Linked DNA regions of Homo sapiens: region 1 is linked to region 2. The links are chromatin loops, found by intact Hi-C in ENCODE. Cell type or tissue: chondrocyte. All regions are shown on one strand. Each heading gives the region's core, and the rest is flanking DNA. Links, peaks and the distances in the headings are about the cores only.

Evidence for each region. A loop is a pair of places that touch in the nucleus more often than their neighbours do. Peaks named below come from ENCODE experiments on the same cell type or tissue, not always from the same donor. Only the 100,000 strongest peaks of a DNase experiment are listed, where the experiment ranks them.
Region 1: it touches region 2 in a loop (5-fold over the local background); 23 of 110 quality-filtered maps call a loop at or near these places.

Annotation. Positions count from the first base shown.
Region 1 is chr2:73,918,847-73,923,846 of GRCh38, reverse strand. It overlaps ACTG2 (actin gamma 2, smooth muscle), which reads right to left. Exons shown (of 9, transcript NM_001615.4): 9 at 3,982-4,415. The coding sequence ends at 4,272. Among named protein-coding and RNA genes, the nearest start is that of DGUOK, 5.5 kb to the left of the region's middle. In chondrocyte, for the core only: a CTCF peak has its summit at 2,479 (motif pointing left); a DNase peak (open chromatin) is centred at 2,443.
Region 2 is chr2:74,142,642-74,153,201 of GRCh38, reverse strand. BOLA3 (bolA family member 3) reads left to right here and starts at 5,290. Exons shown (of 4, transcript NM_212552.3): 1 at 5,290-5,381; 2 at 7,899-8,013. The coding sequence starts at 5,328. It overlaps BOLA3-DT (BOLA3 divergent transcript), which reads right to left and starts at 5,221. Exons shown (of 3, transcript NR_045636.1): 1 at 4,979-5,221; 2 at 4,724-4,852; 3 at 813-4,504. MOB1A (MOB kinase activator 1A) reads left to right here. Exons shown (of 6, transcript NM_018221.5): 6 at 1-674. RefSeq lists an enhancer at 4,877-5,536 and a silencer at 5,070-5,549. In chondrocyte, for the core only: CTCF peaks have their summits at 5,068 and 5,267 (motif pointing right); a DNase peak (open chromatin) is centred at 5,411.

The DNA of each region.
Region 1 (5,000 bases), core at 1-5,000, 230 kb after region 2:
AAACATCTTTTTGTATGTTTATTGGTCATTTCAGTATCCTCTGTTGAAGTCTTATGTCCATTTTTCTATTGGTTGTCTTTTGCTTGTCTTATTCTTCAAATATTCTGGATGAGTCCTTTGTGAATATTTTATCTCTGTGGTTTGCTTCTTTTCTTTTCTTTTCTTTTCTTTTCTTTTCTTTTCTTTTCTTTTCTTTTCTTTTCTTGTGTTGAGACAGAGTCTCTTGCCCAGGCTGGAGTGCAGTGGGGCAATCTTGGCTCACTGCAACCTCCATCTCCTAGATTCAAGCGATTCTCATGCTTCAGCCTCCCAAGTAGCTGGGATTACAGGCATGTGCCATGCCCGACTAATTTTTTGTATTTTTAGTAGAGACGGGGTTTTGCTATGTTGGCCTGGCTGCTCTTGAGCTCCTGGCCTCAAGTTATCCACCCACCTCTGCCTCCCAAAGTGCTGGGATTACAGGTATGAGCCACAGCACCCAGCCTCTAAAAACATTCAAAATTTTTTTGATGTAGAGTGTAATGTAAGAAACTAAAATATCTTTTGCCTAAGTTGCCTGTCAGTTATCTTAATTCATTAGTAATAATCTTTCTACCCCCCTTTAGTTATCTATGCTTGTTTTGTTAAATGTTTTTTATTTATTTAGGTCCCAATTCCAAATTCCCAGAAGGGAGAATCTGATTGGCCCAGCTGTGTTCAGGTATCTAATCATGGTTCAATCAGCTGTGGCCAAGGAAGAGGGTTGGGGCCCCACTTTTGCACATGAGGAAGTACAATTAAGGGGATCTTCATGAGGAAAGAAGACACCCCAAAGAGGTGGTGATCATTTCCTCTTCGAAGCAGTAAACACGGAGTTTTCATCCCATTTGGGTGCTAGCCAGAAGACTGAAAGTAGTGGCATATTGGTGAGTAGAATTACCTCCCCCTTACCTGGGAGAACGAGGCCACTTCCTGCCCCTGGGCGATTTTGTCCTGGGCAAAATGTTGTCCTGCAAGAACTCTAGTCATTCAGCATCCATTCATTCATCCAATATTTGCTGAGCATCTACTGCATGCCAGACACTCTGCTTAGTCCTTGAAGTGCAGCTCTGAAGGATTTACTATTTTTCCAGTGTTTCTAAATGCTACCGTATACATAAAATACTGACCAATATTATTTAAAATGTCATGCAGCCATTAAAAAAGGGAGATAAACATACAAAAATGTGGCCCAAACTTTATTCTGCAGCCTGGACTTTTAGCCAGCTATATCTCACCTACTTTGAAGATTTTATAATGTGCTGGATTGTGCTAAATCGATTTGGTTAAATTGGAAAGTACACTTCCAGAACGCCCTACCAACAAGGCTCTGAGTTAGAGTTGGCCAAAAGAGGACCTGGGGTGAGATTTGGAAGGCAGAGTGGGAGTGTCAGCCATTCCTCTGTGGAAATCTTCTAGTCAGATGCTATGACAGACAGAGGTGCCCAGCAGATAGGTTTCACCTAGTCCTCCACCCATTTGTGACTCCTCTTGGAGTATCCCACAGTTCCTTGCAGACTTTCACTTTTCCAGCTCCTTCAGTCTTTGGGGAAAGTGTCATTCCTGTAATAAAGCCCTTATTCCCATAATACCCATAATGGCTCTGCTCCCCTGAATGAACTGTATTGATACACCTAATCATAAAGGGAGACGTATCAAAAGGTGGTTAACAGTGTGGGCTCTGGATTCCAGTGACCTGGGGGTGAGGATTAAGAGAGAGAATCCACCTGCCACACCTGCCACACAGTTACCACCCAATAGACATTATATAACACATAATAAGTAATGGCTGCCTTCTTAGGCCCTCAGTGCCTGGGACATTGTTTCTCTCTCTCTCTCTCTGATAGGGTCTCGCTTGTCAGAGGCTGGTTTGAATTAGGCTCAAAGGATCTTCCCACCCCAGCGTCCCAAGTAGCTGGGATTACTGGTGTGAACCATCACACCTGACTTTTGTCGATCTTTAATAGACTTCCAGTTGGATTTCCACTTTCCTCAAGCCACTGTCCCTCTCTCTGTCAGTGGATAACTCCATATCCATTGAAGAATCTAGGTCAGCATTTTTTAAACTTGAAATAGAGTAAGACTGGAGTAGGGGTGGAAGGATGGGGAAGGGAGGTCAGATGGGTGCGGGGGGTTTGTGGGAACAGTCTGGGCAGCCTGCCCTTCTCCATGTGGAGGTCCGGATGCCCCTCTATAGCGCAGTGTCGGTGCCCTACATCTCAGATCGCTCCCGCCTCCTCCTGTGCCTTCTCTTCCAGCAACCAGAGCCTGCAGCTCTTCTTTGGAGGAGGCCTTTGCCGATACAGGTGGAAAGCCTAGGACTTCAGTCCTCCCAGGGAGCGCCCTCACCAACCACTGGCAGGTGGGACTGTGAAAGCCTGGCTCCCTGTCCTTCACCAGGCTAACCTTAGACTCCAGAGCTCCCAGTGGGCGGGGCCAGGCTGAAGCTGCCCTCTCCAGGACATTATCTGCAATTACCCCCTTGACAGATTTCCTCCCCTTTCCTCTTCTGCGCCCCCCTCCCCCGCACTCTGCTTACCAGCTGTCCTCAGAGCACTTCTTTAATAAGTCGTTTGCAGGGAATCCTCATTTCAGGGTCTGCTTCTGGTCCTCACACAGAAATCCCCTAAGGGCTTATGAAAGCCGCTCCTCCATCCCACCCCACCCACAGAGATCAAGTGCTGGGAGGGTGAAAGGAATGTCTGGCATTGAAGTGTCTGCGCTTAACCACTGGACTCCACTGTCTCCAAATGGGTATGTCTGGGAAGCTTCATGGACCAGGTGGGATCTGATGGGGGCACGAAGGCTGGGACTTTGCTAGGTGGGGAGGTGAAAGGTGCACCAGCCCAATGTGAGGATCTAGTTCTAAGGTGAACTAGCTGGGTGACCTAGTAACCAGTAAACTAGCTATAAAATGGGAAATGATGCTAGTACCTGCCTCATAGGGTTGTGGTGAGGATTAATTGAGGAAATCCATGCAAAACTCTTAACCTGGCCTGAATACATGTTAGCTATTATTATCATCCCTTATTTTCTCATAGTACTTTTAGGCGCTTGTTTCACTTCGTGTCACTGTCTTGTATGCATGTGTCTATCTCTGCCTGTATGCAGTGAGACCCTAATGGGCAGGAATCATCTTTGTTGGAAACATAAATCCCTTGTGGCCTTACCCGGCAATTCCAGATGCCAAAAATTCAGTAAATACTTGTAAAATTAAACAAAATTAACCTAGTGGGTAGGGAGGAAATTGATAAAGAGGGGAGGAGGAGGAGGAGGAGGAGGAGGAGGAGGAGGAACAGGAGAGGGAGGGAGAGAAAATGTCCTTCCTAACGATGCTACTCCTTTCTTAATTAATTTTGGGGCAAAATACAACCTGGCCAGGCGCGGTGGCTCACACTTGTAATCCCAGCACTTTGGGAGGCCAAGGTGGGCAGATCACCTGAGGTCAGGAGTTCAAGACCAGACTGGCCAACATGGTGAAACCCCATCTCTACTAAAAATACAAAAATTAGCCAGGCGTGGTGGCGCATGCCTGTAATCCCAGCTACTCAGGAGGCTGAGGCAGGAGAATCACTTGAACCCAGGAGGCAGAGGTTGCAGTGAGCCAAGATCGTACCACTGCACCACAACCTGGGCAAGAGTGAGACTCTGTCTCAAAAAAAAAACAAAAAAAAATACAGCCTAATCCTCAATGACAACCTCATAGAGATCATAGAGATCTTAAGCCCACGGTGACCCTCCTTCACGTGAGTGACAGTAACATTGTATGTGAACTCTTCATGTCACATCCCATAAGCCTATGTCACGACTGCGTTCATATTCCCTAGTGAACTGCCCTAGAGCACAAGGACTTACATCACTGAAAGTCTGTGTTTCTACCCCCATCCCAAGAGTCATCTAGCCTCATTCTTACTTATATTCAAGGAAAAGAAAACAAGATGACACAGTAGAAGGAGCACTAGCTTTGCAGTCAGATACTTGAATTTTAATCTGGAATCTGTGTGATCTTCGCAAGTCCTTGACTTCTCTGAGCCTCAATTTCCTCATCTGTAATATGGGTATAATGATAGCACCTACCTTACAGCACTATTGCATGGATTAAAAGTAATGTGTGAAAAGTCCTTAGCACTGTGTATGAGACATAGCCCAGGAAAAAAGAGCCCCACACAGAGAAGTAAGGCTTGTAGGTTTTAATGTTTCATGACTGGTAACAGAGTAGTCTCGAGGGGATCCTTGGAGAACCTGTTCTGACTTTAGAAGCACTTCCTGTGGACAATGGAGGGCCCTGCCTCATCATACTCAGGCTTGCTGATCCACATCTGCTGGAAGGTGGAGAGAGAGGCCAGGATAGAGCCCCCGATCCAGACTGAGTACTTCCGCTCTGGGGGAGCAATAATCTGCAAAGAACAAATGTGGTGAATCATGATCAGTCCCCAAGGGAATAAGCAAGGTGGTCCAAAAATCTACTTATCCCAGAAAAGGGGAGCCCCATGGTCAGAAAAGAACAGGAGAAACATTGTGATAGATTAGATTATTGCTCAAAACCTTCACTTCCCCCCTCTTCCCTTATTCCTTCCATGGGAAGAGTGCACTGCTCCCTGTAAGGCTGGGCATTGTGTTTGCTTTGACCAATGGGATATTAGCAGACATAACACAAACAGGGGCTTGAAATATGCTTGTGTACTTGGGCATGTTCTCTTGCTCTGCCATGTGCATGAGAAGAGCTGCCCCTGGGAAGCAGCTAGCCCTTCAGCCTGGGCCCATTAATGAGAAATATGGACTTGACCTGAGCTGGCTGGACCTGCAGTTAATTCAGAGCCACTTACTTAGCCAAGCCTGACCTTGATCAGCTAACTTCCAGGTGATGCGCAGATGCACGAGTAATAAATGCTCATTGTTAGGTGCCCCTGAGATTCCACGGTTGTTTGTTACTTGGCAATAGCTGACCAATACAAATATCTATAAGGGGAACCTTGTTCTGT
Region 2 (10,560 bases), core at 2,844-7,843:
CTGGTGCTACCGCCTTGTTTTAGGAGCCTGCCTCCTGTCAGTATGAAACCCTCACCTGAAAAATGCCAGCCTGGACACCAAACACTGAGCCCCTTCAACAGGCACATTATTTCCCCCTGAGATCCATAAGGGAATTTAGTTTCTACTATTGTAGAGTTCTGAAAAGAGGTAAAATAGTAGTCCTTTGGTCATCCTATTTTTGCTTTCAATTTTGATATTTCAGACTGTAAAAGGCCTTGGGGGATGATAGTACATGTGGTAGCAGTAATTTTTTTGAAGCAACTGCACTGACATTCATTTGAGTTTTCTCTCATTATCAGATTCTGTTCCAAACAAGTATTCTGTAGATCCAAATGGATTACCAGTGTGCTACAGACTTCTTATTATAGAACAGCATTCTATTCTACATCAAAAATAGTTTGTGTAAGTTAGTTTTGGTTACCATCTAAAATATTTTTAAATGTTCTTTACATAAAAATTTATGTTGTGTTTTAAAATCCTTAGGGGCTTTATCTATTTTTCTAAGTCAGTTAACTGTACTTCTAAAAAAAGTATTTTGTATCTACTTTTGTAACTTCGTCAGAATAAAATATATTGAAAGCAAGAAATGACTGATTAAAGTATGTATATCAACACACATTTCTATTTAAATATAGAAACTTGAGAGTTTTGCAGATTCTGTGGATTTTTGAGTACAGCTTAAATTTGGAAAGTTATCTTTGCATATCATTTAGTAGCTAAAATGTTTTCTTAGCCGTTAAAAAAGGAAGTTCCTAAATGAACTAAGTATCATACTACTGGGACCGAACCCCTAAGAAACAAACTATGTCTCTGATAGTGGCTAAAACCCATCCCAAACAAAAATACGTGGTCTCCTTCCTGCCATGCAAATCAGGCTCCAGATCTCTTGTACATTCCTGGTTGTGCGATAGTAGAGTTAAAATTAAAAACTTAATGAATGTGGCTAAACAGTACAAGTTAACACTAATTTTATTTTTTTGAGCTGGGGTCTCTGTTGCCCAGGTTGGAGTGCAGTGGCACAGTCTTGGCTCACTGCAACCTCCGCCTCCCAGGCTCAAGTGATCCTTCTTTCTGAGCCTTCTAGTAGCGGGGACAACAGGCACACACCATCATGTCCGGCTAATTTTTTGTATTTTTTGTAAATATGGAGTTTTGCCATGTTGCCCAGGCTGGTCTCGAACTCCTGAGCTCAAGCAATCTGCCTGCCCCGGCCCCAAAGTGCTGGGATTACAGGTGTGAGCCACCACACCTGGCCTAGTTACTAGCAATCAGTTTTGGATTTCTTTTGACATTTTCAGTAGACTTAAAATCAATCACAAAAATGATAAGTTTGTAAGGGTATCTAATGGCTATTTCAAACTTTGTAAAATAATAGAATAACTCAGATAATCTTTGGGAGAGCCAGACTCTGGGTTTGAACCTGCACAGCCAGAAACAATGTCCAAACTATGCCATGGAGCTTCTCTGACAAATACCCCATTGATGTCCCCACTAGGTATGGACATTACAGCCTGCACTGTCCCCACTTAGGTGTGGACACTAGTCTGCACCTTTATCGCTGGCCACTAGATGCCAGTCTGCCACAACACCTCAAAAGCTAGCTACCTTTTTAGCTTTTTACTGGAGTCCTTTAGTAGGTTATCTCATTTAATCCATAAAGCAACCTGGAGAAAGTGACTGCAATTAAGAGGTATGCCAGAAATATTTCAGTATTCTTTAGACCATGCCACATAAGCTCAGACAAGTTCAAATAGCTAGTATATAGCAAGTCTGTTTCTCTGGATTGCATTTGCAAAAATTCTGCATGCTCAGCAGTGCTAGGAAGCTCTATAAAATGATGGTGCAACGAAAAATCATCCCAATGAGGTTAAAAAAGGAGATGCATCCAAAGAGTTCCTACCTAATGAATTTTCTGAGTTTCAGATGTATATATGTGTATGAAAGCTATGAGTGATCATGGACCAATACAACTGAAGAGAACAAGAGAATCTCGAGGTCACAGCAAAAAAAAGTAAGATGCAGAAAGGATTGACATTTCCTGGGACTAAATGCATTTCACTTTTGTTTTAATCACAAAGTAAAACTTACTTATTTGCTTCTGTCAAAAAAAAAAAAAAATACTAGAACTGTTGGAACTAATTTGGAAGCCCAAGATTCGTCAGATCGTCCTGCAAATCCTTTTCTAGAAAAGTTCAAACTTAGACCTATGGAGCGCAAATTGCTGAGCCTCTATCAGTTCTGTTCAGTAATTACAATGCATGCACTTTTTGTCCCATATTGGGCTGCTGACAGATGACTCAAGCAAGGCTCTGTCCTCAGGGAGCTTATAAACCAGTGAGAACAGACACATACATAAATTGATAGTTGTAAAAGGCCATAAGTGCAACAAAAGTTACAGGTAAGTTGCGGGCCCTAAGCTTACTGTGAGGCAGTCAGAGGTGGCTCTTTGGAGAAGACAAGGCTTGAACCTTAAAAGGTGGGCAACTGCATAACCAAACTTGTAGCATAGCTTATGAAGGGAGGTGCAAGTATAATATTACTGAAGGGTAGATTTCAGTTGGACAGGTAGATAGTGGTTAAATCATACAAAAGAACTTGAGAGTTTTGCCTGTAGGTAGGCGATGGGGAATCTGAAGGATTTCAAGTAGCAAATGTTTTCATTTCATTTTATTTTATTTATGTTTTTTAGACAAAGTCTCACTCTGTCGCCCAGGCTAGAGTGCAGTGGCTCAATCTCGGCTCACTGCAACCCCTGCCTCCTAGGTTCAAGCGATTCTCCTGCCTCAGCCTCCCAAGTAGCTGGGAGTAGAGGCATGTGCCACCATGTCTGGATAATTTTTGTATTTTTAGTAGAGATGGGGTTTCACCATGTTGACCAGGGTGGTCTTGAACTCCTGACCTCAGCTGATCCGCCTGCCTCAGCCTCCCAAAGTGCTGGGATTACAGGCATGAACCACTATGCCCGGCCTAAATGTTTTCATTTCAGATGGCTCTGACAGCCTAGGAGGAACTGAAGATAAGAGGAGGAGAATGGGGCAGAGAGTAGCTCAGAGTAACAGATAGTATGGGCAACTGTTAAATTATGGGGAAGAGGAAGGTTAGAGATAAGCAAAAGTACCTTTTTTTTTTTTTTTTTTGAGACAAAAAGCTGGTAGAAAGGCCACCGCAGCCAGCTAATGGTTTGTATTTTTAGTAGAGATGGGGTTTCGCCAATGTTGGCCAGGCTGTTCTCGAACTTCTGACCTTGGGTGATCAGTGCGCCTCGGCCTCCCAAAGTCTTTGGATTACAGGTGTGAACCACCTTGCCTGGCCAAAAGTACCATTTTAAATAAAGAAAAGGAGGAATTCTGCCAATACAAATCTGTGAGCTTGCCATGGGTCACTTGGTTACAAGTGACAAACCCATTAAACTGCCTTCAGTGCTCATTTCCAGCATTGCTGGTTTCCAGCTGTACAAAGTCAAACATTTGTCTCCTTTTATCTGTTTTCTTCTTTATCTTGCTTCATTTCCAAAGTAGTTCTCCCTGCATGGTTGCAAAGATGGTTGCCAGCAACTCCAGCCTTTCTACCAGCTTAGCAACATAGAGGAAAAAGATCAATGTCTGGGAACAACAGACACTGGGGAATACAAGACTGGGGAAGGAGGAAGGGGGCAAGGGTTGAAACTACCTATTGGGTACTATGCTCATTACCTGAAGGACGGATTCGTTCATACTCCAAACCTCAGCACCATGCAATATACCTCTGTAACAAGCCTGCATATATACCCCCGATTCTAAAATAGAAGTTGCAAAAGGAAGTCCCTCTACCAATTCTCATTGGTCTGGCTCAGACCATGGGGCCGACCCTAAACCAGTCTCTGATTAGCCAGACTTGGGTCCTGTTTCCATTCCTAAAGCTGGGGATAGGTGCGCCTCATCTAAACCATGCTGTCTGAATAGCAAGGGAATGGTTCACCATTACTACCCTGCTTGAGAAAAAATTTTTTTGACAGTTTAAATTGCATCATTGACAGCAATGAAGAAAACTTAGCAAATCATCTCTAAACATTTTAAAAGAATGAAGCAGAAAATGTAAGACAGGCTAGTAATTGATCCAAAGGAGAAATTCTGAAGGCCAGAACATAGGAGTCAGTTAATACTGTAATAAATAAATTAGACAATATCCATATATAACAACTATAGGTCCAATCCATCCAAGTGCAACGCTGAAGGGACGTATTGATTGCATAGGCCAGAATGTTGGCAAAAAGCTGGTAAATCCTGCAGGGTGCCACCAGACCGCGTGCTGCAAACAAATAACAGCTAGAGAGAGGAGAGGCTTGGTTGAATTTCGGCCTTGACTGGTCTGAAGACTCCAGAGGCGGGACGAATTTGCGGACAGTTCTACCCCATCCCACATGGCGTCAGCTTCCCTTCCATTCTCATGACTCCATGGTCCATGGCTCCAACCTGGGCCTCTGTTAGGCTGTGTCCTGTGGCACCTTAAACTCAGGCAAATTAAGAACTGTTCGTGGACTCTGCTCAGCCCCCACCTAACCCTCCATCCAAGTCATTGTCCAAGCCAGAAACTGGAGTCATCTCAGATACCTTCCCACTCACACCTCCACATGCAGTCGCTCGATTCCATTCACCTCCCAAGTGTCTCAGTTCATTCTTCCATCCCTCCCGCCACTGGTTTAGTTAGGCCCCTCCATTCTCACCTGGACCATCGCGGTAGCCTCGGAGCTTCTGACTGTGTCTCTGGTTGCAGCCCCTACACGCTCTCTTCCTTACAGGAGCGGAGCGATCTTTCTCAAGCGCGAATCAAATCCTTCCACGAGTCCCCGCACCTGGAGCGAAGGCCAAACTCCTCAGCTTAGAAGCTAGACTGCCAGAGTAGGGAGTGGGAATGGAAAAGTACATCAGGAGCACGAGGGGTATTCGGATGAGGGAAGGCCAGTATAGGGCGCCGAGACCTTGGAGTGTTTCTGAGCTGAGGAGGAATGAGACTTTCACGCGGGCAAGGGGACCCTATCCATGAAACAGGCCCTGGGGAGACTGAAGGAGAGCGGCGCGAGCGAAGGCAGAGGGCGGGGCCCCGAGGTCGGCAGGCGCTGCAGTGTCGGGGGTGGCGAGTCAGCCAGGGCCAGGGGATGGCGGGGTGGGGCCGGAGCCAGGCGACCGGAGGCCTCCGGGGCGGGGCCGGGAGGCTGACGGCCTCCGGGCGGCAGGGGGCGGCCTCTCCCACGGCGGCGGCTCTCGGTCCCCCGCTCCGCGTCTTTCGGGCATACAGTGACCTCGGGCGGCGGGTCACGTCGGCCGGGCATGGCTGCATGGAGCCCGGCCGCGGCAGCGCCTCTCCTCCGCGGGATCCGCGGGGTGAGCGTGGGCAGGGTCGGGGCTGCTCTCCCCGGGACGGGAGCTGCGGAGGGACCGCGGGGCCGGCGGCTGTCGGGGCTTGAGGACTGGCTCCCGGAGGGCGCGCGCGGCACTGGCAATGGGGGGCTCCTCTTCCTTTCTCTCATTCATTCTTTCATTCATTCATTCACTCAGCGACAACGGCATTCGAAATTTCAAGCTCTGGCGCGCTCTAGGGGAGCTCCCGAGCTGGGTGGAGGTTGGAGGTCAGGCGGACAGACACATGAACAGTCATAATACTGCGGGCACAGGAAAAAAAAAGGATTGGTTTACCGAGCAGAAGACAGGAGTCATAGCCCAGAGTCAAGGCGTGGGTGCGAGGGACTGCAGCGGGGCCGGGGCCTTGGGAAGGTCGACTGGGCCTCTGACCTTGATCCTCCTCCAAATCCCACACTACCGGAGCAGAACCCAAGCAGGGGGCACTTCCCACGCGCTCTCCTAATCTCTCCCCCTTTCTGAACCATCCTTTGCTTCAGCTCATACCATTCTTTCTCTTAACTTTCATTTTCCTTCTCCCCTGGTTCTGAACCTGCCTGCCCTGTGCATGAAGAGAAGTTCTTCCACTGCGGTGACTTTCAGCGTGGACAGTGATCATCTGGGGATGTCAGTTGATTGTTCCACTAAAGGCCGCTGCCCACAGATCCGCTAAGATGAAAGGCTTCTCCCAAGGATTCTGCAACGCTCACCTCTCTCACCCCTTAGTAGCTGCCGATTCTGTCTGCCATCTGGTTACTCTCTGCCTTTACCCTCAAGATTCTGCCCCCAGAAGCAGCTCCACCCCACCCTCACTCCTGGCAATCCTGTCCAGCCTCTCAACATCGAGTTTCTGTCCCTCCACACAGCAGGCAGACAATCACACTCTGGACCTTTCTCCTGTCTTGCATTTCTGTCCCTAATTGACTAGTTCTTCCCCTGCTCATTCATTCATCCAGCACCAAGTGCCTCTGAGGGCCTGCCCTGGGGTCAGCTCTGGGATGCTGCCGGACTCATTCCTGGCCTATAAGACCAGTGGTGAGAGAGCCAGTGCACAGCTCATTTTAAAGGAGGTGCTCTGAGATTCTGTGACACAGGACCCTGCTCTGAGCTATCAGGAAGGACTGAGGGGTAGAGGGGTGGGACCTTCAGCACCAGCACCCATGAACGGCCCTAGTGTCCTCCAACCTGTCATCCACGTCTAGTCAGGGACCAGTGCCCGGTGCTTCCATCATTGTAATGCCTCTTACTTGGGCATCTCTCCTGACTCGCTCCAGAAGGCACTGTTTCCTGCAGGTTACTTTGGTCCCATGAGCCTGGGTTCTATCACCTGGAGTCCCATCTCCTGTCCCATACAGTCCACAATCTTTAGCCTGGCATTCAAGGCCTGCCACACTCCATTCCCAGTCTGCCTTTTCAGCATGCACTCAGCCCAGCCAAGTGACTGCCGACCTGCTTTTCTGCTCCTTCACTACTAACTGTTGAGACGTGTTCCATCAGAAACATGGGCTCCCCTGGCCGGGCGTGGTGGCTCATGCCTGTAATCCTAGAATTTTGGGAGGTTGAGGTGGGTGGATCACCTGAGGTCAGGGGTTTGAGACCAGCCTGGCCAACATGGTGAAACCTCATCTCTACTAAAAATACAAAAATTTGCCGAGCGTGGTGGTGGGTGCCTGGAATCCCAGCTACTCAGGAGGCTGGGGCAGGAGAATCGCTTGAACCCGGGAGGTGGAAGTTGCAGTGAGCTGAGATTGTGCCACTGCACTCCAGCCTGGGTAACAGAGCAAAACTCTGTCTCAAAAAAAAAAAAAAAGGAAACACAAACACAGGTTCCCCCATGGTAGCCATTGGGGAAGGGGTGTTGTTGCCAATGGTAAACAACCTACAGATACTCCTTCTTCAGGTTCTTTCATAGAATTCTGACTTTGCTCCCAGTGAGAAGGAGTGCATGATGAAGGATAGCTGGCTAATTGAGCAGTGGGCTGTGAGGTCACATCCCACTGGGGAGGGCGAGACATGTTAATCAGGCCTAAAGGCGAGGGAGTGTGGAATTTGGCCCCACCATCCAGGGCAGTGGATGGCCTAGTGGTATGGATCTGAGGCAGGCTATCCAGCTTTTCTGGCTCTGTATCTTACCGAATTCAACCTTGGGCACATTACTGTGTGCCTCAGTTTCCTTACCTATAAAACTATCGGCATAATAGTGTCACAACATTATATGGAAGCAAACATCTCTTGAATTAGGTTTGGGGCCTCTTGTCTCTGGAGTCAAATTGAGTTATTAACAATCATCCTGTCCCCGCCAATAAAAGTTTATTCTGTGTTTTGGGGCACTTACATGGACTCCTGATACCACAGAGCCCCTCTGACATAACCCATGGCTGTGCTGGCGAGGGCTCAGGGGCCTGCCTTGCAGGGGGAATGGCAGGCGGGCCTGCACAGTGGCCCAGCTCAGGGGCAACAGCATCTTCCTCTGCCCTGACCTTCCTCTCTGTTCTGTGGCAGCTTCCACTTCACCATCGGATGTTTGCCACTCAGACTGAGGGGGAGCTCAGAGTGACCCAAATTCTCAAAGAAAAGTTTCCACGAGCTACAGCTATAAAAGTCACTGACATTTCAGGTAAGGTTTCTCTCACTCTTCCTACGGCGCTTGGATAAGATTTTGCCCTTTGGAAGGACAGAGGGTCAGGGGCTTGGAGGAGGGGGCTTGCTGCTGGTGAGTGGCTTCTCAAGATGTGTTGCTGCTGGACAGGTGGAGCTCGGCTGCCCCCACCTCATGGGATGGCAGTCAGGATTCAGAAATATCAGAGGGAAACTGAGGACAAGGCGCAGCTGGGAGGACTCAAGGTTGCCAGCCTGGCTCAGCTCAGACAAGGTCCCTCTCAGTCACCCTAGAGCTGAGGTCCACAGTCTGTCATTTGACTTTGAATAGGTTTTGCTCTAATTTTCCCCCATTCTTCTGACACCCTAGGATATCAGAGCTGGAGTGGACCCCAGAAAGATTTTCTTCAGCTGCTTTACTTTCCCTAAGAGGAAATGAGCCCAGAGAGGCCAAAGGAATTGCCTAGCTCCTCATAGGGAAGAGACAGTGGAACTGGAACCAGAACCGGGACTCAGGGGAGACTCTGTCCTAAGCCCAGTTACCAGCCCCAGCCAAGCGCTGTCCTTCTCAGGTGGCCACTGGCACCTAGAAGTTCAGGCTGGCAGTGTGTTAGGAGCAGGCTGGAGAAGCAACTTCTGCATCCACAGGATGGGGAAGATAGGCCCTTTATCCACACACACACACACACGTACACACAGAACGGCCCGTGGCGTGGGCCGCTGGATAGGCATCAGTCTGAATCTCTCCATACCCAGAGGCAGCCTTTGCCACTCAGCATTGCCATGAGGGCTCACTGACTTTACTGAGAACATAACATTTCCAAGGATTGAGGAGAAAGTTTAGAAAGTAGATTTTATTCTGGAAACCACAGGAAATAAATCAATCTAAAGATCTGCTGGGGTTTTGGAGCAGTGGCTCATGCCTGTAATCCCAGCACTTTGAGAGGCTGAGGCAGGTGGATCACGAGGTCAGGAGTTCAAGACCAGCCTGGCCAACATGGTGAAACCCCCCCGTCTCTACTAAAAATACAAAAATTAACTGGGCGTGGTGGCACACGCCTGTAGTCCCAGCTACTCAAGAGTCTGAGGCAGGAGACTTGCTTGAACCCGGGAGGCGGAGGCTGCAGTGAGCCAAGATCATGCCACTGCACTCCAGCCTGGGTGACAGAGCGAGACTGTGTCTCAAAAAAAAAAAAAAAAAATCTGCTGGGGCCAGGCGCGGTGGCTCATGTCTGTAATCCCAGCACTTTGGGAGGCTGAGGCAGGTGGATCACCTGAGGTCAGGAGTTCGAGACCAGCCTGGCCAACATGGTGAAACCCCATCTCAACCAGAAATACAAAAAAAAAAAAAAAATTAGCCAGGCATGGTAGCAGGCACCTGTAATCCCAGCTACTCAGGAGGCTGAGGCAGGAGAATCGCTTGAACCTGGGAGGCAGAGGTTGCAGTGAGCTGAGATTGCACCACTGCACTCCAGCCTGGGCGACAAGAGCGAAACTCTGTCTCAAAAAGAAAAAAAAAATCTGCTGGAATGGTACATCAGGTGAGGGCTCTGCAGGAGTCTTGGGGCAATGCTGAGGCCTTGATGTTACCAGGTCCTGAACTTGCCCCAGGCCCAGGGCAGAGTTAGAGCTTGACTCAGCTGTGGCTCTGCGCAGTCCTGGACAGAGTGCAGAAGGGGAGTTGAGGCTGAGAACCTGGGTTTAACCAAAACTTGGACTCCTAGAGCACATTATAAGAAAAACAGAACAGGCCAGGCGCGGTGGCTCACGCCTGTAATCCCAGCACTTTGGGAGGCCGAGGCGGGTGGATCACGAGGTCAGGAGATCGAGACCATCCTGGCTAACACGGTGAAACCCCGTCTCTACTAAAAATACAAAAAAAAAATTAGCTGGGCATGATGGTGTGTGCCTATAGTCCCAGCTACTCAGGAGGCTGAGGCAGGAGAATGGTGTGAACCTGGGAGGCGGAGCTTGCAGTGAGCCCAGATCGTGCCACTGCACTCCAGCCTGGGCGACAGAGCGAGACTCCATCTCAAAAAAAAAAAGAAGCAGAGCAAAGCCTGTTGAGTACGTTGCACCTCTCACACAATGGCCTGGCTCTGTAAATCATGCAGGGGACATATTCTTGCCCATGTTATTTCATGCTAGAGCTGTGTGTTTATCATCAGTCATCAGCACCAGCTCTCCAGCCAGGTGGAGGAAAGCTCAGGCAGGGGGTGGATGGCCCACCAAGCTCTGCCTCGAGGGCTTCACCAAAAAGTTCTCCCCCCAAAAGCCAGGATGAAATCCTGGATGCTGTGCTGTGGACCCAGCAGTGCCAGAGACAGCCCCGAGCAGCTCCATGCATAGCATGTTTGCTGTGTCCCTGGCTCTCATGCTCCCCTGGTTCTTTCCTTTCTTTGGACAGTATTACACAGTTTTCAAACCAAATTGTAGTGTATTTTTGCACTTCAAAAACACTGATTGTTGGTCCTTTGGAAGCTGGAACGCTGAAATTCCGTCCTTCTCATCCTCTTCCGTGGCGTTTATTGGCCTAGTGAAAGGAAACACTCTACACTCCCTAGGT